Regions from separate parts of the Mus musculus genome. Here region 2 is linked to region 1. The links are chromatin loops, found by intact Hi-C in ENCODE. Cell type or tissue: heart. All regions are shown on one strand. Each heading gives the region's core, and the rest is flanking DNA. Links, peaks and the distances in the headings are about the cores only.

Evidence for each region. Peaks named below come from ENCODE experiments on the same cell type or tissue, not always from the same donor. Only the 100,000 strongest peaks of a DNase experiment are listed, where the experiment ranks them.
Region 2: it touches region 1 in a loop (3-fold over the local background); 7 of 42 quality-filtered maps call a loop at or near these places.

The regions. Positions count from the first base shown.
Region 1 is chr10:39,261,844-39,273,649 of GRCm38, forward strand. No RefSeq gene overlaps it. Among named protein-coding and RNA genes, the nearest start is that of Gm31562, 23 kb to the left of the region's middle. In heart, for the core only: no CTCF peak of the experiment used is centred there; a DNase peak (open chromatin) is centred at 4,938; H3K27ac peaks cover 1,732 bases.
Region 2 is chr10:39,362,572-39,374,377 of GRCm38, forward strand. Fyn (Fyn proto-oncogene) reads left to right here and starts at 7,228. Exons shown (of 14, transcript NM_001122893.1): 1 at 7,228-7,619. It overlaps Gm31616 (predicted gene, 31616), which reads right to left and starts at 7,041. Exons shown (of 2, transcript NR_168583.1): 1 at 6,924-7,041; 2 at 5,145-6,034. In heart, for the core only: a CTCF peak has its summit at 7,217; DNase peaks (open chromatin) are centred at 7,130 and 8,030; H3K4me3 peaks cover 2,983 bases; H3K27ac peaks cover 2,958 bases.

The DNA.
Region 1 (11,806 bases), core at 1,370-9,369:
TATGATTCAGCGGTAGTGGAATTCACTTTAATACTCTGAAATCACTTATTACACTGATCACCAGGGAGAGGGGGTGACAGGAGGCCTGGGAATGCACCAGAACACTGCCTGCCGAGGCTGTTGATTTGTGGAAAAGCTACCAATGTGTGAGAACCCTTAGGCAGAAAAAAGTGAACATGACAGAATAGAGGGATGGGGGCCAGCTGCTCTGCTCACTGCCTCCAGCTCTGCCCCCTGAGCTCTCTCCCGCCCCCCAAATCATCCTCAAGTGCATCATCACAGCGCTAGGGAACATTCCTGTTGGGTAATGAGAAAGCATAATTATATGCTTCAGAGCTGTTGAGGTTTTCTCCTATTTTCAAAACAATGAATATCTTGTGGAAAGATAACACAATTAGTGAATAAGCTGGAGCCTTTTCCCCAGAGCATACAGACAGTGGTTTGGAGGGGAACCCAGAAGACAGCTCTATTAATGATTTTTATTCCTTGGACAATCTAGCCATGTTGTTCTGAGGTACCCCAAGAAACAAGCTTCTGAAAACAAAATCTCTCTCTCTCTCTCTCTCATAAACACACACACACACACACACACACACACACACAGAGAGAGAGAGAGAGAGAGAGAGAGAGAGAGAATTGTGTATAAGTCCACAGGACCCACAGTACACAAAGCTCGAAATTGACTTTTACCCTTCCCACTCCTCTCTTTCTATTTCTCCCCTCCACTGTGACTGAAGACAGTGTGGGTAAAGTTTTATGAGCCTTCGTGGATTCCCTGGTGGCCGCCATGGACGTCAAATTGAAAGACTGAGCAGCACCGTGGTTCCAGCGGCAGAGGGTCTTTCCTGTGATTATCATACCAACATTCCTTACAGTCCAGAGGAAAGTCACAGACAGCAGTTGCTGCTGCAGCTAAAGAAAACAGCATCCAGCATTTCAAAAATGCAGATCCTTTCAACATTTCTGTCTGCACAGAGCTGGCATCTGATCCCACAGGTAAAGAGAGCAAAGCCGAATGGGAGTCATAGGCTGCGGAGCTCAGTCTTGGTTCAAACTGACTCTGAACCCAGATTATTCTCTTTCTGCTGTCTCAGGCCATCCTCCTCTCCTTCCCCACTGGAAGGCAAAGTTGCTTCTAAACTAGCATGTAAGTGAGTCTGGAGGAATGGCTCAGCAATTAAGAGAACTTACAACTATGGGAGATAACTCAAGTTTGGTTTCTAGCACCCATCATGTCAGGCAGCCCACAATAGCAGGTAACTCCAGTTTCAATAGATCCAACACCCTCTCCTAGAAATGTGGGGTACCTGCACATGCACATACCATCACACACACACACACCTAAATATAAGAATAATAAAAATAGATGGTTAAAATATCGTGTAACTGTGATTCCCAATAACCCGGTTGTTACACACGGGCTACCCTAAATTCACCAAGCTCTCACATAAAAGCATAAATTACTGCTGTTGCAAGGTTCAGATTACAGGACCTTTTGTTTCTGAGGAAAAAAAATCCAGCCATGTGGAGAAATGCTGCAGCAGTTGGAACACATCCTGCCCAGACTCTGTGTCCCCAAGACCTGAGCTGCTTCTTTTTATGGGACACACTCACTGGTGGAGAAACAGATACTGAGCTCCCTGAAGTGTCATGGAGAAGTTCCAAAGTGGAACCTAATTAGGAGCAGGACAAACTTAGAACCCACAGAAAGGCTCTTTACCTGGGCAAACAGTGACAGAGGCTGAGCCCTGGAAAGGTGGCCTCCTCCTTGTTCTGTGTGTGCTTTGCCTTTGAGCAAATGAAGTTAGGAGAAGTAAGCTTCATTGTCCTTCTCCTCCATCACGAGGTGGTATGGGCTGCTCCATCCTGCATTCGAACTGTGCTATTAGTCATCCCTTGACTATACATGGGTACCCATTTTGCATCAGGCAATTTCCTAAGCCATAGAAACACAGTATTAAAAAGACAGCCCTGTTCTGAGGGCATACATTCTTATGCAAAAACCCACCTATCAGATACAAGGTCTTCGTGTCCAATGATTACAAACAATAAAACCCCAACTACTGAGGACTGTAAGCTGTTAGCCTTACCATTCCTAGCTAAAGCAGTGTACCCACTGAGACGTCCAACTCAGTTGTCACTACCACATCGTTAAAAACAAACCACCAACTGCGGTTTAAACATGGATGCCTCTTTCCCATGACCCCAGACAGAAAACCATGGTGTACAGATTGGTTCAGCATTGCTTTGCTTTCAGTCTACAACGTGCCATATTTGGATATTCTTCTGAAAGCTAATGAATGAGCCAGTGTTGAACAACAGGGCAAAGACAAGATCACAGAGGTATATAAACCACTAAGGAGAGTATCTGTTTGAACGCTGTCTACGGTCAAATGATTGCAGCTGTTCTACAGTGCGTGGGGTAGTCTTTAACCAGCTGCACACTAACAGCACATAGGACATTATTTTATTTTTATTTATTTATTTTTTTACTTAGTATAAAATATTTTTATTGGATATTTTCTTTATTTACATTCCAAATGTTACCCCCTTTCCCGGTTTTTCCCATCCTTACTCCCCCTGCTTCTATGAGGGTGCTCACCTACCCACCCACTCCTGCCTCCCCACCCTGCCATTCCCCTACACTGGGGCATCAAGCCTTCACAGAACCAAGGGCCTCTCCTCCCACTGATGCCCAACAAGGCCATCCTCTGCTACATATTCAACTGGAGCCATGGGTCCTTCCATGTGTACTCTTTGGTTAGTGGCTTAGTCCCTGGGAGCTCTGAGGGGTCTGGTTGGTTCATATTGTTGTTCCTCCTATAGGGCATTATTTAAATGTCAGTACCTGAACCATTGTCTCAGACATGCTACTTTGTTTAACTGGGGATGGAGCCAGGGTACCCTTAAATTTAAAGTTCTCTTAAGTGTTCTAAAATGCTTTGAGAGTTGTGAACCAGTGTGCTAGAACGTCACCGGCTCTTACCCTATGGAAGCAGATCACTATAGTTATCTTCCCCTAGAATACTTTCATTGCTGTACTTTTTCTTACCGCCAAAGTGATAGTGATATATCTTTACCACAAAGGACAAACACAGGAAAACACAGGAGAGGAACATCAGCCCAAGTCCTACCAGTCATAACTTTTCTCCTGACAATGTTTTGGGGTGCTTCCTTCTGAGGCACAAGTCTGTGCTCTTCTCTCCTGCCCCCCTCCCCCACCAAGGTAGAATCCAGTTTTTAAAAATCAACAATAAACTTCAAAGAATTGTCCAGTGTCAGGATGATCAGTTATTTTGCCTGTCCCTGTAGCTAGTCTCTCAGCCCCCGACATGCAAAGGTGGAGTGACTTTGTTCAGCCAGGTGTGCTTGTTTGAATGCTGATTTTAGTTAAAAGGACTTTAGTCCTCCTGGTACCCCTCTTCCAATCACATCTCCTTGCCCTTCACTGTGGCAGAAAGGGACCGCTCTTACGACTGTACTTGATTACAGTTCTCCGAAGACTGACTGTCAGAAGTAAGAGCTATAGAAGATCACACTGCCTAGAGGACACAAGGCTGTTTATTCCTGTGTGTACAGAGCTCTCAAGCCTATGCGGAATGTAGGGCCTTGGAGGTCTGTATACACACAGGATGCTGTTTTAGCTTCTCACAAAGCTGCTTTCCTAAGACTTCACACCAGCTGTACATCGCCAGCTTAAATAAAGCTGTTCTAAGATCCGTTCTCTGCAGCGGATCATCGTGTCTGTTATGAAAGTAAAGATACACTGAGGCTAGGCATCCCTTGCTACTTGGTCTCCTTATGAGAATCTACAAGAAAAAAAAAAAAAGCTCAAGTAAAGAATTATAATCCTATGTATGTTCTTAATCTCAGGGGCCTCGCTATTCTTAATTATTTGTTCCCATCTTTTCTTTGGCTGCCAGGGAACTCAGTAAAGTTGTAGCATCGGCTAGCAATTATACCTGACTATGGTATGTGTGAATTCCTCTCCCTAACCCTGCCTTTATGGTATTTCTACCTTCAATCTCTCCTTAATTATTTAACTTTCAAAGTTGTGTGGGTGTGTGTGTTTAAGTCTTGGTGGGTGAGAAAAAATTTTTTAAAAAGAAGAAATTAATAAAGGGGTTTGGGTTGATGCTCAGTGAGTAAAAGTACTTGCTACACAAGTGTAAGGATCGAAGTTCAAATCTTAAAGCCAACTTAAAGCCAGAAGAGTATCTGTAATTCCAGCATGCCTACAGCCAGATGGGAGGTGGAGAAAGGAGACTCACCCAGAAGTTCTTGGGTCAGCTAGCCTGGCATACACAGCGGTGAACAAGAGACAGATAGACAGACAGTCTCTCTCTGTCTCTGTCTCTGTCTCTGTCTGTCTCTCTCTGTCTCTCTGTCTCTCTCTCTCTCTCTCTCACACACACACACACACATTACAAAACCAAGTCAGAAAGGAAGATATGTCACTGGTTTGAATATGAAATATTCTCTATAGTCTCATGTGTGTACAGATGCCCTGAGAACAGAGCCTACCACATATGAACCTGGGAATGCCTCAGAGCTTAAACCTAACACTCACCTGTAACTGCACTGTCACGATGAAGCTGGGTTCTCAACCCAGGTCTGTTTGCTACAGATTACAGCCTGTAGTACACGGTTCATTTGAGTCTGCTTAAAACTCGACTGTTTAAGTCTTTTTGAGAAGTCAGAACTCCCAAGAGGCCTTTCTTCCTGTTGAACACTCTCCTGCCTGTCCTGTTAACCTGCGAGTGGTTAGGGTTGGCTTTCATTTTCAATCATTTCTACTTCCCAGGGAAATAAGAACAAATTGTGGAGAAATTGCTGTGGCTGGAAGCGCACACAGGAAAGCAAGGCTGACAGGACAGGAGGAAGAGCAGGGGTGGGGGTGCAGACAGGAAGGGACTTGCACAAAGCGCTCAGAACTTGACTGAAGGCCAGGGAAATACAAAGAAGATCTTGGCAGGAAGCCTGGCCTGAGACTTTGCTAGAGCCACAATAGCACTAGGAGGAAGGGAGGAAGGGAGGGAGGAAGGGAGGGAGGGAGGGAGGGAGGGAGGGAGGGAGGGAGGGAGGGAGGGAGAGACCGAGAGACACAGACAGAGAGACAGACACAGAAAGACAAAGAAACAGAGAGACAGAGACAAAGAGAGATAAAAAGACAGAAAGACACAGAAATACACAGAGAAACAAAGACAAAGAGAAAGAGAAACAGAGAGACAGCGACACAGAGAGAGACAGAGACACACACAAAAAGAGACACTCTTCCATACTCTCTTCCCCTTTGCCTGCCCTGAGCCTCTGCTCACCAGGCAAACCCAACTTGATACTTGAGTCATTGAAGAGGGAACTCATTTCTATTTTTAGTAAGGACTTTCATCTCCAGTTGTGCCATCCTTCTACAGAATCTTAATTTCCCAGTTGCTGTAAGATCCTAGTAAAAAATTCAATATTTTTAAAACATCACTCAGTCTTGGGGGAGCTTTGTCCTAATGCAAAGATGAAGATGGCTCTCAGGTGCCAGCGAACAGCTGCGCCGTGCATAGCAGAGTCCCATTCACCAGAGCACTGATGCAGGGCACGTAGCTGGGCAGCTCCATTTGTTCAGGAGTAGAACTCGGTTTTTCCCTTTGGTAGGGGACAGGATCTGTTTCATCTGGGACTTTTTTTTTAAGCACCCCAGTCATTACACAGCTGGTCCTAGAGTCAAAAGATTCCATTCAGAAAAGCACCGGACAGTTCAGCATTCAGACCCTCAGCATACAGAGCCTGAGTGAAATCAGGACAATTCATTTTTCCACCCTCTGTTTATTTTGAAATTATTCAATTCTGGGGACAGGTTACAAGAGGGATGAAAAGACTATCCATACACCCCACACACACCTAGACATTCCATTGTATTCCATGGTATATTCTGCCTTCTGCATGTGACACGCACATGTCCTCATTCTTTGCCAAACTTTGAACCTTTAGAGAGGAATCTGCAGAAATTCTTACCTTTTACCCTACAAGTTCTTTAAAATAAAGACATATCCCTGGAAAACCACAGTATAATCGTTATGCCAGTAAACATTCCTAAATGAGATTTATTATGTATCGTAGAATGCATGCAAGGATGCCATCACACCCAAGCTCTGTCCTCGCCATCCAGGATCTCACTGGGAACTGTTGTATTTGGTCCCTGTGGCCGTTTTTTGGCACTCCAGTGCATCTCCCCACTTGGTCCCCCACCCCTGCAATTCTCTAAAAACACTGTTTGAAACTCTAAGTCAGCCATTTCACAGAGTCTCACTTTGAGTTTCATTAGTTAATCTGAGCAATCACGTTTATGTCAAGAAACAGAAATATTATTACACGGACTCACATGACATTGTTAGCTTTGTTGTTCAAAACCCAAGATTTCATATAGTTCAAGATGCACACTATTATGTCCTTACCATTACATGCTACCAAGAATGCACAACGTTCACTAAGCTGCTGGTGGTGCTATTAAGTTTGATTCTGTGGTTAAGGATCCACCAGAACTTACCACTATTTTAGTCTCCTTTAAAGTAACAAGAAATCTGTGGGGACTGTGAATGTCACCTCTCATTTTTTTTTTACGACTCTTGATGATGATCATTTATGTGATGAAGGTAAATGGTTTTCCTGTCTGTATAATTGTTTTCCCCTTGTCTAGCTGGCATCTTCTACTAAGTGTTATACCTCCTTGCTGTTTTTAGGATCTTGTTTGTTTGTTTGTTTGTTTGTCTGTTTTTCAAGATGATATTTCTCTGTGTAGCCTTGGCTGTCCTGGGACTCTGTGGCCAGGCTGGCCTCAGACTTAGAGATCTGCCTGCGTCTGCCGCAGGAAAGCTGGGATCAAAGGCATGCGCTGTCACACCTGGCTCCGGAACCTTTCGTAGACAGTAAGCACATATATTCTTTGTTAGTTATTATGCTCCATAATTTATTCTTACCATTGTCCCTTATTAATGCTTTTTACATTTAAAATCTTTTAAAAAGATTACCAAGTTGTTATTGCCTTTCTAAAGCCCTTATGCTATCCCTTGATAATGCACGTTATCTGCCAAATTTGAACTGAGAGCTCCCAAGAGGTAATTCAGAATCGTCCATTTAGAACTCCGAATTTATGCTGTCTTTGATTTACCTCTTCTAGAAACACACTCAGTAAGGGAATTCACTTGTAGTTACCTTATTTTTTGGTTATCAGTTCATTCCTCTCTTCTTCCTTTCTCTGAATTTCTTTTCCTTTCTCTTTCTTTCTTTCTTTCTTTCTTTCTTTCTTTCTTTCTTTCTTTCTTTCTTTCTGTTTTTTGTCTTTCAAGTCACATATATGTTTGGAGTAACTACTGTGTTAGACTATGTGACTAGCACCATCTCAACCTCGATCTATACAAATAGATCAAATAAAATGTTATGGACCAAATGTAAAATAGTTATAAACCTAGAAAGGAAGACTTACATAATAATAATAATAATAATAATAATAATAATCTCAGATTATTATTAAGTCCAATATCAAACTGTATTCTAATTTAATTTCAAGTAAACACAAGAAATTTTGTGTAATATTGCAAGCCCAGCATAAACAGTAACATACATTGCACAGAAACATTGTATGTGCATCACACTGAATTTCTAATAAACTGTGAAATGTATTATTTATGCCTCCAGTACAAAATTTAGAACACTGAGTTTGATGCCATCACGACTAACATGCCTCATGCCAGCTAGTTTCTTCTGACCCATCTTTCAATTTTCTTTCTATTTTTTAAAATAACATAATGGTTTTAAACTTCAGTTACATGTTTTCTAGAAGTTCTACTTGGTTCTTTCTTAGAATTGCTTGACCATATTTAATTTTTTTCTATGTAGACATTTTTAAGTTCATGTTTTATTTGTTTAAACATAGCAAGTGTGGAGTAGTTTAGGCTGTGTGTGTGTGAGTGTGCGCGTGTGTGTTATACTTGTAGAGACTAGAACATAACTTCAGATACCATTTACTTCTATTCTTTGGAGATAGGGTGTGTCACTGACCCAGAACTCCTAAAGTAGGACAGGCTGGCAGCTTAGTGGGTAGTGGGGACCTTCAGTGTCTGCCTCCCTAGCACTGGGTTACAAGTGCAGGCTACTATGCCTAGCTTCCCTATATCCCCAGCTTGTGACTTTACATTTCTTGACTAATAATCCTTTATTCAGAGCCTCTCTAAATGTATAGCTTTTATCTGTCTGTTTTGCTTTGTTTTTAATTAATTTCCTGGATAGTACACATTTCTCATGTGGTTGGCTTTGTTCTGTTTTCTGTGAGCTACTTATTTTCTGCAGAAATTTATTTGGGAGACTTGAAGGCTTCTGTGGAGACGCTTCCGTCCAGATAAATCTCACTGGACCATCTTCTAGGCTACCTGGGCCACCACCCGCTCAGACCTAATGGGAATCTAGGCGTCTGTTCTTTTTTCACCTGCAGTGCTGTCCATCCATCCTCAGGCTTTGTGGGTGACAGACAACCACTCTGACTAAGCCACAGCCTCAGCTCAGAAGTTTGAAAAACTTGACACCATCCAAATAATAAGAATTTTCTACTGAAAGGCAGATTTTCATGGTTATGTGTCTGGGTCACTTTCCCAATATTACCTCTGCTTGGAAGCAAAGCCACTTCCTTTGCAGGCTTCTGGAAGCAGAGATGATATGGAGTCTTGGTTGCAGAGGGAGTTCTCTGGATAGAGGCCCTACGCTGGTCAGGCCCTTTTCCCCCTGGGATTCGGCCATTTGGCAAATATCTTTGCTGTTTGGTAAAAGTAGTTTCTGCTCAGATAGCTTCTCTTCACTGAGATGGGCTTGCTGATTCCTTACAATAGTCATCTTGCCCTTCAGTCTTCTTGAAAGCATCTCTGTCCAAGGACCTGTCAAGGCTCTGATTTTGCTTTTAAGACGATCCAGCCAGCACTTATTTATTTCTTAAGGAGGCAAAATTAATAAAGTTGAACTGGGTGTGGTGGAGCGTGCCTTTAATCCCAGCACTCTGGAGGCAGAGGCAGATGGATCTCTGAGTTCTGGGACAGCCAGGACTCAGAGAAACCCTGTCTTGAAAAATAAACAAAGAAAAAGATGATGGCGGAACAAATACATTTGCTTAATTCTGTGCAGTAATTCTGTGTGCTTCAACTAGTTCTGATTTTGTTTCCCACTAATCCTTCTTTCCCACATGGTTTTGTGCGGATAACTGGGATCATGCCTCTTCCACAAGCCAGGAAATGCAATTTCACTCGTTGATTCAAGAAGCAAATGATCAGTCCATTGTGAAGACCGTCCAACTGTGATTCATCCCCTCCCACTTCCTCTTTCCCCCTCCCCAAAACCCCAGCACAGCATTTGAGCCTACTTCAATTCTTTTTTAAAACCCTAGGAGAAGGGTTAGGTAGGAATTCAAGTGTCAAGAAACTCTAACTTACATACAAGCAGTGAAGCAGGACTGAGAAGTCAGTCCCACGCTCGGTGGATATGTTCACAATAATTGCTTGTGGATCTGCTGAAGATGCATTCGACATTGCACATCACAGAAGCTAAGGCCGAGTGCCAGCTCCAGGGAATGTAGTGTCTAAGGCAGGCCAAGACATCCAGGTGGACAGTGAAGAAGACAGCCTTTTCTTTCCCATTCATCTTTTGGTGGCTCCCTGTGAGTGTCCCTTGCTCATCTCAATCTAGGGTACAGTTTGGGGGAGCGGTGTAGGCACTGAGATATCCCAGCACCCCAGATTTCCTCCTAACCTCACTAGAAGAAACCCTCCCATCCTCAGAGTTTACACAGTAGAATCTGCTATGAGGCTTTGTCCCCAAATGTGACTGTGTGCTTCTGTGAACCAGAGTAGGTCCCCAAGCAAAAGAGATTCTCTTGACAGAGTTAAGTCCATCCTTAAATGGGCTTACAGGGACTGACATCAGAGAAAAGGCAAAAACAGAAAAGAAGAAGAAGAAGAAGAAGAAGAAGGAGGAGGAGGAGGAGGAGGAGGAGGAGGAGGAGGAGGAGGAAGAAGAAGAAGAAGAAGAAGAAGAAGAGAAGGAAGAAGAAGAAGAAGAAGAAGAAGAAGAAGAAGAAGAAGAAGAAGAAGAAGAAGAAGAAGAAGAAGAAGAAGAAGAAGAAGAAGAAGAAGAAGAAAAAGAGTGGATTTTACCCCTAAGCACAAAGGACACATATTTTGAGGATTTCTATGTGCAGTATAAAGCCAGGCGTGATCTTACCAATAAACGGGGGTGACAAATCAGCAAAGATTTGAGATTAAGCTTAAAGCAACTTCATCTCATCAAAGCAACTGGGAGCCAGGGCCATTCAGAACACATAGATCGACTTCCCTCTCTAACATAAATCACACAGAGCAAACAGGATCAGAGAGGGCTAAGTTAAATGCCCAGGGTGAGCTTTTTCTCACTTCTCTTTTCAAAGGTGATGAGTTTGGGCAGATAAAGGTGAAGTTGTGAGACTAGGCACGTTCTGGTAGGTTCTGCTCCACAGTGGGTAAATGAGGAAAATATAGGATTGGGAGGACTAATGTTGAGAAATTAAAAGAAGCAGGTAGCATGGCTTTGGATTTGTTGAAAAAGCAAATAAGTACAAAGAACACTAACTAGAACCAAGAGAGCTGCCTGAGTCATGCTAACACCAGCAGGAAGCCTGACATCGTCCTTAGCCCTTGACACCCAACAGTGACATGTACCACCACTGCCCGATACAATGCCATTCCCATGGCTACTAGCCACCACCGCTCACACTTCAGGTTAACCCAACAACCAATTTACCAACTTTCAGATCTTGATTCGCAGCTTTAGCTTCACATTAGAACTACCTAGGGAGTGCTTAAAACCCCCCAAAGCCCAGGCCAATTAAAGCAGAAGCCAACCATAAGCCTTGGTAGAATTTAAAGCTCTCTGGTGATTCCAGTGTGTAGCCAAAGTTGAGAGCCACTGTCTTAGGAGTGTACCCTCATTAATAATAAATTGAATACTGCCTAGCTTTTTTCCAAAGCACGGTCATTAAGGAAAACAGACTGGCTGCTGGTGGGGAGGAGTGGAGTACAGAAGATAGAATATCACATTCGGAATAATAGTGGCTATGTATGCGCTGTGAAAGGATCACTCAGTTTAGAACAAAAACATTGAGACCTCGAAAGGGCCATAAATGCAAAAAGCTGATGAACGAACGACTCACGGACCAAGAAACACCCAAAGTAAACAGATGTAAACCTTTTTTTTTTTTTTTTTTTTTTTTTTTGGCTGAAAAATAAAAACTAACTTAAAAGCAATCTTGAGATTAGATTTTATACCAACAAAAGCAAAAGCAAGTAGCAAAGGCTTTCAATGACACTTAATTCTGACAAGGTTGCAATGAAACCACCGTGCTCCCAGATTCGGGTGCCTTTGCAAATAGGTTTCAGAACATCCCTTGAGCAGCAAAGGAAGGCAGGAAGGAACTGGGAAGGTGTGTATGAGGAAAAGCTTATCTCCAGGAGATGTTTCAACGGAAACAAACAGAGGCACATTTTAAAGTAATCTCTGCAATGAATTTTAAATAGAAAACAAAACAAACAAACAAAATATAAATAAATAAAAAATAAAGGAACCAACCTAGACTTCCGGGATCAGGGTAATGCTTTAATAATTCATTGAAACCAGCACCCTTGTCATTAAGCTGAAAACAGGAGGGTTGTCACCTCTGTCCCTAAGGGGGCCTACCTTGGGCTCAGCACATCCAGGCCTCTCTACACACAGCCTTGGGGCATTCCCAGAAGCTCGACTCTGA
Region 2 (11,806 bases), core at 2,238-10,237, 100 kb after region 1:
AGTGTGACTGTTAATGTTTATTGTCAACTTGGCAGGATTTAGAGCCAAGTTTCTCTATGTGCCTGTGAAAGATTATCTTGACCAGATTAAGAAAGGTAGGGGGATCTACCCTAAGAGTGGGAGGTATCATTCCCTGGGCTGTGATCCCCATAGAAAGGCAAAGAACCAAGCTTCAGTATTTCTGCTTCTTGACTGTGGGTGGAATGTGACCAGCTGTCACCTCCAGCTCCTGCCACCATGTCTTCCCAGCCATGATAGATTGTGACCTCAAACTGAAAGACAAAATAAATTCTTTCCCTTAAATTTCTTTTATTAGGGTATTTTATCACAGCAATTGAAAAAGGAACATAGCAATCACGGAGTAAGTTTTACGCTCCACATACTATCAACAGATGGTTGCAAACTGAAGATTGGTGCCATCTGACACATACCTTGGCAAAAAAAAAAAAAAAAATCCCTTGCCTTCTTAGTATCTGGCTTGATACGGACTGCTAGATCATACAATAAACAAAATAAAATGTTGGCCAATTAAACAAAGTGATATTCAAAGTGAAATTTAAAGGGTGGTAGTTGGTTGTACAATTACTGTTTAGAACTATCTTATGAATTTATATTATATACCTAAGTGAAATGTAAAATGAGTTTGGTACTGATGTGAAATGTGTATCTATCCACTGTCTCCTTGAACACAGGTTACTTATAATAGCTCCTAATATGGTAAGATATTCACCAAAGCCATTTCTTCTTCTTGGGAGCTCACTATTCTACATTTCAGGTTCCCTTGCATAGAGGTGCAGTCATGTGACTAACAGACAATGGTGTGTGCTATTTTAGGACTGACCCTAAACCCTGCCATGCCATTTCTTCTTTTCCTTATTTCCCAGTTGTTTGAACAGAATGATTTCAATGAAACCCAGGTTTGAAACCACATTTGAACAGCTGCACTGTGACTTGAGAGAGATCTAAATTTCTGTTCTGTAAAATCATGGAGATAGGATTGTTTGTTACAGTAACTGGCATTTCCTAACTAATATATTCACATTTGCATAACTTTGGTCTAATTTTTGATTTCTCAGTAACTAATACTTGGCTTATTCTGGGATAAGTGTCTAGGCTTGATCATTTGACTATAGTTAGGGTGGGCTCCTACAGTAAGTAATTTCATATAAACATAGCCACCCAGAGTCCACTTGGGGACACTGAAAGCCAGGAACCACCACTAGAGTTTCTACATGAAGGATATTAACAGGAACACGCTAAGACTGACTGGACCCCTTAAGCTTAAGGAAGGAGGAAAGGCACTATTCCATCCATCTTCCTATTTCTCAGGAGCCCTCATGCCAAAAGACTGTCTGTAAATCCAGATAATTAACTCTCAGAGACAATCAACCCTCCCTTGAGAAATGTAGATGAAATAAAAGCCAAAAGCTCATTCCTATTATGTCTAAGCAGGCACTGTTTGAGGAAGCTAAGATGAGCTCTGGCCTGTGATCTTTTTACTGAGGACAAATCATGAGTAGAAAGGAAGAAGTTCCTGTTTAATATGTAACATCAATCCCAGAACACAGGTTTAGGTGAACAACTGCTGTATCAGTTTGGTAATTCTGGTTAAACATCTCAGCTCTCTTTTGGGAGGAGTACTGCTCTCTGAGTTGCATGGCGGACCCGTCTCATTGTGTTCCATATGAGCTGAAGGAATAGAATATTCAGGTCCCTCCTATTTGAGCTACAGCTAGTGCCCTATCAGCCACTTGGGTAGTTCCACCTAAGGACTGGAGTTGTTAATAAGTGACGTGGATGGGAAGACAGGTTAGGATACACATCTAGACTTTGCTCTCCTATAGTGGTTGTAGTGTGGTAGTATGGGGGTTCTCTGAGAGCTGTCCTGGCCAGTTCTCAGGTGTGTGTCTGGATGCTGATTCTTTCCTGAGCGGAGTTCTTATCTACCCATTGAATCCATGAGCCAATCTCCTAATAAAGTCCTTTTTTGGCTTTATTAGACACAGTATGTTTTTTAATGCTGAATATTCTATTCCTTCAGCTCATATGGAACACAATGAGACGGGTCCCCCATGCAACTCAGAGAGCAGTACTCCTCCCAAAAGAGAGCTGAGAACCTTGACTGATACAATGATTTTCTCTGCCTTTTGTTGATCTTTCCATTGACAGCCTAATAACAGACCATTTGAACTCATGAAAACAGTAGCCATATATAGTATAAGATCTTATGCAGATGTGATTGCTACATTAGATAAAAGGTGAGACATGATCTTTTAAAAAGAATTATTTATTTATTTTATGTATATGAGTTCACTGTCACTGTTTTCATACACACCAGAAGAGTGCATCGGATCCCATTATAGATAGTTGTGAGCCACCATGCGGTTGCTGGGAATTGAACTCATGACCTCTGGAAAAGCAGTCAGTACTTTTAACTCTAACTCTGAGCCATCCCTCCAGCCCGAGACATGATCTTTAAGAAAAATAATTCTACTGAAATGTGTGACTTAAAAGGGTCTGGATCATGATGGGCACAGTCTAATACCTCTGCCAGACAAAAAGATGTTACAGCAGCTCACATTGTCAGCAGTGTTGTGCTGGTCTCATGGGTTGCTTTTGGGTATCTTCTTGGAAGTAGCAAGTTGACTTATTAATCTCTTAGGGGAACCTCACAGATAAATTTTGTATATATACTTGCAGATTTTGTCTATGAAAAAGTACAAACAATTGGATTTTTCCTTCTATAATATTTTATTTTAGTTTTTGAAGTTAATGTTACATAATTTCTCCCTTTACCTTTCATTGTTCCAACTCTTCCCATTCCTTGTATTCCTCCCTACTCTTTCTCAAATTCATGGCATATATATTCACACACACACATATGTATGTATATATATATATACATATATGTATATATCACAACATTTTTTTGTCCATATAACATTACCTGTATGCATATGATCTAAAGGCTGACTACTTGGTATTGGATAACCAACTGGGGACTCCTTACACGGAGAAGACCATTTCTCTTGCTCACCACCTTCCCCTGTTGTTCATAACTCTTTGTTAAGAATGGAAATCCCTTGAGCTTTAATTTTCCATGTTAGCATGCCCCATAGGTGTTGTCACTGTTCAAGGCTTCTTAGGTATCCTTGTTGATTAGACTTCATGAGTGTAACCTCACTGACATTTCTGGAAGACATAAACTCACAGCAAGCACCTGATTGATCCTCTAGCTTATAACCTTTCCACCTCCTCTTCTGCAACAATCCCTGAGCCTTAGGTACAGGAACCGTGTTGATGTATTGGCTGAGACCAGGCACTGCATGGTCTCTGTAATGATCTTCGTCTACTGCAAAGAGAAGTCTCTTTGATGAGGGGGTGAGAAGAACACCTATCGGTGGGACATTTAAAATGTAGTTAGGAAATAAGCTGGTTAGGAAGTGGCTGTTATTGGTTTTCATCTAAGATCCCTGACTTAGCCCCAGTTAACTGACTAGGTTCTATTAGCAGGCATGGTTTCTTTCTTTCTGAGCAGGCCATAAGTCCAATTAGAGAGCTGTTGGTTATCACCAAGGTATGCGTGCCATTATTGTGCCCTGACAGTTATCATGCTATGCTGGTGACTGCTGCTATTCATAGACATCATAGCTGGGTAGGACAACTGGATGCTTTCTCCCTTGAAAGTTTGCATGGAATGTCCTGGTGCCACGAAGTTAGTCATCACAGAGGAGGTTTTCAGATTAGACCCGGCTCACATACTTTTGGTCCTATGTCTGAAGTGGATGGTGCCTTAAGAAATAGGGACTTATCTTCTACCTTGGAGGCAACCAATGATGACAGCAATATTCTATAATGTTTTGGGAGTCACTTGGACAACCTTGATCAACAACTCAAAAGAGAACTTCTCATGCCTGGTGTTGTTTTGTTTTTAGATGGTCTATGTATCTTGTGGGGGGGGGGGGCAATGGAAAAGTTTCATTTAAACTAAATAGTGTATATGTATACAAGTCATGTTTTGTATTTAATTTTATATATATAGATAGTAATATGACTATGGCTTTTTGACACCCTTGCTATTATTTTACCCACATGCCTCTTTCTCCTGTATTTATCTCTCTCCCCTCTCCCAAATTAACCCCTTTCAATTTTTCCTATTTCCTCCTCCAATTTGCCTGTACCCCACCATTCCCCATTTCTGCCATTTTCTCCTCTACTTTCCGGGGCTTTGCAGTTCCTCCAGATTACGCACTCACATATGAAAACTTGGAACTGGGAACCACAGATGAGAAAGAGCATGGGATGTGTGTTTTCCTGGGTCTGAGTCACATCACTCAAAATGATCTCTACCCAAAATAGCTATCCAAATAGCTCTCTATCAAAATAGCTCTACCCATTTGCCTGAAAAATTCCATGGTTTCATTTTTCTTTACAGTTGAGTATTCCACTGGGTACGCGTCCCACATTGTCTTTAGCTGAAGAACATTTAGGTTGTCACCATGTCCTAGCTATTGTGACTAGAATGGCAATGAATATGGCTGAGCAAGTAGCTGTGAGGTATGATGTCATCATGTCTTTTGGGCATATGCTGAGGCGTGGTCACTTAGAATGCATTTCCTTTGTACATATCTGTGTGTCTTTGTGTAAGGTGTGTATGCATACATGTTTAGAGGTGTTCATACATGCTTGGGGGTGCACTTGCACACATATGCAGTGCCTGTGGAAGCCAGAGGTCAATGCTGGGCTTTCTAAATTGGTTCTCTAACATATTTCTCAGACAGGGTCTCTCACTGTTTCTGGAGGTCCAGACACTTGCCACTGTAACGGCTTTCATTTTTGTTTTGTTTTGTATTTTTCTCTTTTCTTTTCTTTTCTTTTCTTTCTTTTTCTTTTCTTTTCTTTTTTCTTTCTTTCTTTTTTTTTTTTTTTCTGAGACAGAGTTTCTCTGTATAGCCCTGGCTGTCTTGGAACTCACTTTGTAGACCAGGCTGTAGACCTCAAACTCAGAAATCCACCTGCTTCTGCCTCCCAAGTGCTGGGATTAAAGGAGTGAGCCACTACCGCCCGGCTGTAACGGTTTTGATAATGTGTGTTTTGGGGCTTTGTTAATGTGTGTTTTGGGGACTCAGACTCAGTCTCATGTGTACAGCAGCAAGCCATTTATTCACTGATCCATCTCCCTTCCTTGCACATTAGTTTTTTTTTCCAGTTTCAGTAACCATTTTTATTTTCTTGTTTGATTGGTAAGAAAACAAAAATCTCAAAATGGGAAACAGCTTAGCTAATAACACTAAATATACATTGAAAGCAAAACAGGAAACACAGATTAGACAAACCAAAAAAGAACACTAGACTAGAAACAGGGGACTTAAAGGTGAGAGAAACAGAACAAACAAAAACCCAAGCAAATAACAACCAAATCTAAGAGAAATTCTAGAACAATGTCTCTCCATTTGTTGGGTAATAGATACTGCCTGTAAGAAAATAAAATTTCAGGTTTAGAACAAAGCATGGCTTGCCTTGGGTAGGCTGAGGACACTGTTTAAGTCAAATCTACTTTGATGACCTTTGGGAGCAGATCAAAATGGGAAATAATGCTAACATCTTTCCAGGGCTTTCTCACTTGTTCACAACATCAGCAAATCTTCTTGTGGAGACAGAATCCCTTTAAAGCTATCCGGAGGAAGAGTTGTGGGGTTTTCCTGTTTTTTTGTTTTTATTTATTTTTTTCAAAAGTAAGTAAAGAGAAAAAAACAGAACAGAGTCTTGCTGGGAGTTGGTTAATTTGTCATTTAATCATTTTGCCTCTTATTGGTCCACTAATTACGTGAAGAAGCTATTATGCTGCAGATGCCAAAAATGAGACTCCTCTCAAAGAAATTATTAACAATGGAGTGACTTAGTACCATCTGCTCCAGGTTTCAGGAAGAGATCGGACATGGAATTCCTCAGTGTCACCTTCTCTTGTCCTCAGTTTCCTCGTCCATCACATGAGGATCATTTACTGAATAGCAGCAAATTTCTCAAAAGAGCACTGCGGAAAAGACAAAGAAAAAAAAGTCAGCAAAAGAGACTGGTATTTTTAAACTACAGGGGAAATGTACTGAGCAGGAAAGATAACACAGACCTTGAGCGCCTAAGGAAGCCAAGGCTGCTTCGCTTAAACTTACTTCTTAGAAGATTAGATTTGCTGAGGGGGAGGGATGAGTTTCTTACCAAAATCATTAAAGAAAATGATTCTGAACATGTCTTAAAACAGAGTTCTCAGTAAACAGGAATTGCCTATAAAGAAAATCAGGAAGGCAAAATGTTTCTTTTTATGAAGTTACATCCTGCCATAGAAAAGCTGAATCGGAAATAAAGACTGCAGACCAACCCGGCTATTATTTCGTCAAGGAAAATCTGAGCAAAAAGCTCAGCTCAGCCACCAGCGAAAACAAGAAAACCAAGAGAAGTTTGAATGCCCCAAGGAGCCAGACGAGCAATGGCCACTGGTAAACAGCTAGGGAAAAGCACAAGCAATCTCTACTGGGTGGTTTTGGGACTCTTTGTTGCAGGCCCCTTGAATTTCAGTCATACTTCTCTTTCACTTTTCCTGGGGTAGGTGTGGGGGGGGGGGCGGGGAGCATATTTGGGTACCCAAGAAAATGAGACTAACAAGTCATTAATTTCTTACTATTTGTTGTGCGTTTGCTGGTCCTAGCTTTCCCAGTTTCTGCAATGGTACTTCTCTACTTTGCTCCTCACTTCCCTAATTTGCCATCGCCATTCTTAACACCTTTCCATTTTATCCTCCCACTCTCAAAGGCGAGGCTATCTCTTTGGAGAAATAGGTTCCCATGGCTGTGAGGCTGGAGTGGCAGGTGCCAGTCTCCACTGGCAAAGTGGAAAGCAGCTCATTCCCTGCGCACTCTCCTGCCCACCTCACCAACTCGCAACTCCACACGATCCTCAGACACACAACTCTTCCTTCTCCGCCAACCTCGCATCCTCTCACACACCCTGTGGCCGTGCGCACCGCAGGCTGCCCGCCACCACTGTAAAGCTCAACCCACTCGGCGGCCCCACCCATGGCCGTCCCGCCTCCGACGCATTCACCAATGGCTGCCGGCGCTCAGCCCTCAGCGGGCCCTTTGATAGGGCAGAAAGACCTGACAGTCTCAGGGCGTGTCCCGCCCCCTCTCGAACCCCTCGGGATCCGGAGCAGCCCGAGCATCAGCGAGAGTAGCTGCGAGAAGCCGCGGCGGTGGCGGCGGCGCGTCGGTGCAGTTGCGCCATCTGTCAGGAGCGCAGCCGGCGGGGAGGGGGCTCCGCAGAGAGGAGGAGGGGTCGCCGTGCGCCGGGCCTCCGAGACCCGCCCGCTGGTCAAGAGCTCAGCGAGGCCGCCTCTAGCCGGAGCGTTTCGAGGACTCCCCGGGCACACACAAAGCCGCCACCCGCGCCAGGGAGGGACCGGGCTGCCGGGCCGGGGACACCGGCGCCGCCCCCTCGGCGCTTCGCGAGGCCCACGAGCTCCTGGGCCCCGCCGCGGAGCCGCGGGAGCCGCCTGGGCCGCGCCGGAGGAGGGCGGGGAGAGGACCATGTGAATGTGCTCCGGAGCTGAGCGCCAAGCCAAGCAGGTAAGCGACAGGGGATGCGCGGAGCCTCGGGATGCTGCGGAGACGCCCGGCCCAGCGCCCCCGCACGGGCTGCTCCCGCTGCGGTCCCGCCGCGCAGCCTCCAGGGCGCCCCGCGACGCAGGACACTGATGCGGGGTGCCGCCCCGAGGCTGCGCAGGCACCGGGGTGTCTTTCCTCGGCCGCCGGCGGGTGCCGGGTGGAAAATAGGAATTGGCTTGGGGGTGAGGTTGGCCCAGCTCCGCCCCCGCCCTCCTTTCGCGGCCCCCCGCGGGGACCAGGGCTGTGTGTGTTGTTTTAATGTCAGGGATGATGTAATCACTTAATAATTGATGCCCCGTGCTGCTTTCCTCCCCACCCAACCCCTGCCCCACTCCTCCACCTCTCGGCTTCCTCCCTCGGTGGCCCTTGCCGTTCCCCAGCGCATCCTCCTGCCTATTTCTGGAACCTCCCTTGCACTTCCCCCACCCTCCCCTTCACCCTTCCTGTGCTACCACCCACCCACCCTTCCCCTTTCCCCTGTGTCTGGCCTTGCCTCCTCTTCCTCTGTCCCCCCACCCCTTTTGCTCTCTCAAGCTTATTTCTCCTCCCTTCTCGACACGCTGGATTTCCTCCCTACTTCCCTAGGTCGGTAGACGGTTTTGTTTGGTCTCCTCTAGGCTCTCTTATCTTTGAGGCCACAGGGACTGACTGAGCTAGAAAGAGGCCACCAAGCTTGGGCCCAGGAGGCGTTTGCTGGGACTCACTGGGAGGAGGGATAATAAAATCACCCGTTTTGCCCCTCCTTCCTCTAATAAATCAGACTCATTCTGTGTGTGTGTGTGTGTGAGTGTGTGTGTGACACAAAGAGCCCTTTCAGTTCATAGAGGAGAGACACATAAAGTACCCAGGGCACCATGCTTCTTGTGTCTCATCCCTGGGGCGTCCCTTTCTTTCTGGTGAAGCAGTTGATCTCTTAGTCTTTTCTGCCACACTTACCAAAAAATGAAGGCTCCCGGATCCCGGGTGGCAGGTGCAGGCATTTAGCTGTGTTTACAGACTGGTAGCATTGAGTGGCAACTGCAGTTTTCTCTATTTAAGGTGGTGGTGGGGGGGATTATTTCAGCTGTTTTAGGAGTTGCTATACTTTCAAGGAACCTTCCCCTATCCCTCATTTCCCCCCTTTTCTTCTTGGGGGATAGTTACTGATACCTGAGACAGGATAAATTGATGAGGGATCAGAAGAATTTTGTGTCTGAGTCAGAATCAAACTGTTTAACACGAGTGAGGCAGCCTGACTGGATTCCCTAAAGTCCAAGGCCTCTTTGCTGAGTGAAGTCTTTTGAAATGTGCTCTGGTCTGCCCAGCAATGCTGCCTAGCCCTTTTATTTAAGAAACTGGGGCCATGGATAGCAAGCACTTGGGCTGGCGTTTGGAAGACCCTGGAGGTGTACCACTTGTCTGCTTCAAGGTTGACTTTGGAAGCTCACATCCGGCCTCTCACCCTTTGTGCTCAGTCTCCCTGTCTGGCTCTACCCAGTGAGTACCACACATTCAGACTTGGAGGAAGTGGTTTCAACTCTCACACTTTGGGTCTAGTTAATTATGAACAGGGGATGTAGATGTCTGAGTTCAGAACCTATGGTGTTCCTCTGAAGGTAGAAATGTTAATGTAAGTCTCAGGCTTAGTTTGTCAAAACTTAGGTCTGATCTGCTGATTCCTGGGTTGTGGGGTCTCAACTGTTGAAAGTAACGAAACTGTCCCAAGTTTACTCTTTAGCTGTTTTATCTGAAAAGAGTTGTGATCCATTAAGCTGACATCTTTTGTGGAACATATATATTTATACATATACACACACAGTAGAAGGGCTAATACTGAATGTTCTCTGAAAACAAAGGCTGGTTTGTTGGGATGCCAGACCCAGAAAGGAAAGTCAGTACACGATAAACTTGCACCGTACTGACCAAGTCAGAGGCACTTATTAATGATAAGGTTGCATGAGTGTGGGCGAACACCTCTACTTTCTGGAGGTCTGAAGTCCCCTCCCCCATCGTCTGATGTTCTTGAAGCCCAGGCCCAGCACACGTGTCAATTCTGAAGCCTTTGCCAGCTTCTCTGCTCCAGGCAAGCCACCATGTCTTCAAATTTGTCTTCCAACACCATTATCAGATTCTGTTTTTGTTTTCTGTCCATTTCTGCCATTGGGTAGAGAACCTAACCCAATGGTTTCTTGGTTTCTGTCAGGTTTTACTTTTGTTGGTATTACCTGGTAGTTCCATTTAATGAGCGACAAATGTGAATTAGATCAACGATATGGACCCAACGTCTTTTAAAAGAGACTCATGTTAGTAGCTAGAGCAGGCCTGAAAATGTATAATGGTGCTAAACCAAAATATATTTATTTTTGTTCACATGTAGCCCTGCATAGGTGTCTCTGCTCAGTAGCTGGCTTTCTTCTGTCCTGAGTGATTCTGGGTCCCATTATCCTATCATGCCACAGCTTTCCATAACCTGTTGTAACAGTTTCAACCTGTTTCAACGGATTGGTGGGATGAAGAGTTGGGGAGGGTGCATCTACCTTTAAAATGCTTTGGTCTGCACATGTCACTTCCACTCTGTCTTTAGAAGAGTCGTGGCTATATGACCATGCTTAACAGCAAGAGAATCCAATGAGAAGTGTAGGTTAGCCATGTGCCCCGAGAAAGGAAAAGGCTTGTGTGTTTGGTAAACACTTTTGCATAATAACACTTAACAAAAGCCATCATTGTTTGGTTGCTTTGATTTTCATCTTCAGCATGTTTTTTAAAAACCTGGCATTTTGTGATTTCGGGGGACCACTTATCACGGGGCGATCCTTAGCCACCACTCAGTCCTGGCTCTGCGGTCTTTGATGGGGTTCTTTTACCACAGAAGCACCCATCTTGGCCTAGTCTTCTTCAGGCAAGTCTGGAAACTCCAGAGAGTTTCTGTAAGGGAAGAGCCTTACAGATCGCAGTACCATTTTACGTACTTTCCTTAACAATTAAACTGACACTTGGTGACCCCAGAGGAGGGAGGGCTTCATGGGGACTGGACAGTGCAGACAAGGGAGTGAGAGTCGTATCTATTTGCTTAGGTTACTAAGGACTGAACCTCCGTTACTGTCTATTCACTGACACGGCTTTCTTTTATGACAGTTGCTGGTTTAGTTGGGAATTAGGCTTTTCCTCTTTTCCTTCAGCATCTTTCCATCACCAGCTTTCTTGGCTGTGTCTTTTCATCCAACACGTTACATGGAGGCTAATCCGTTAGCTTCTGGACCTGGAATAGGGGAACTGCTAGTGTTCCAAATGGTTCCTGGTCTCCACCGACCCCCTACATTAGTATAGGAGTCCAGCCCATACTGGTGATTACAGTTTATATTGTACTTTTATTTTTTTCAGTGACCATTTCCTTACATTTATCTGTCCTACAAACACTGTGCTGTTTCATGCAAAAAAGCAATGAGATAGGGCTGTGGCACTGAATGCATCGGAGCCCTTGTTCTACAGAAGCCCACAGCCTACTAGAGAAGATGGCAACAACACACAATAGCTGATGTTTATTGAGCACTCACCCTGGGTCATGTTCCACTTACAAGCTAATCTGAGCGATAATGATATGAAACAATGTCTCTGATAATCACTGTGTTGTGAAAGGAAAGTTACAAGCTTCAATAGTCTTGAGTAGCTAATTCTAAGGGAAGAGTCGGGATCAGGAACAGTTAGTGTGGCTACAGTATCTTTACCCTAGGCCACCAGGTGCAGGAGGAGGTAGGTGGGAGTGAGACTTGGTTAGCTGGATATTGTGGGAAGTCCTTTGTATCGTTTGGGATGCTGTAACTAGTTCAAAACTAGATGGGCACAGTGGAGATATGGACAGAGGGCTAGAACCAAGCTGAAGGAGAAATTGAAAAGATTGTTTTGAAAGTGCGTGTTCTGAGTGCCTTAGAGGAGGAGTTTCAAGTAGACCCGTGGCATGAGCCTCATTTGTATTTTATGAACTAACTTGGTCATAGTGTGGGACTTTGGCCAAGGGTGGACAAGAGCCATTCTGGGAGAATTGTTTGCAGAGTCTGAGAATGCAAATGAAGTGTGTATGGAAAGGGTTTAGCAGAGATAGGTGAGAAAGATTGAGGCAGAGAAGAGATATCACTGAAATGATTGCAGATATGGAGACCAGTAAGGGTGCA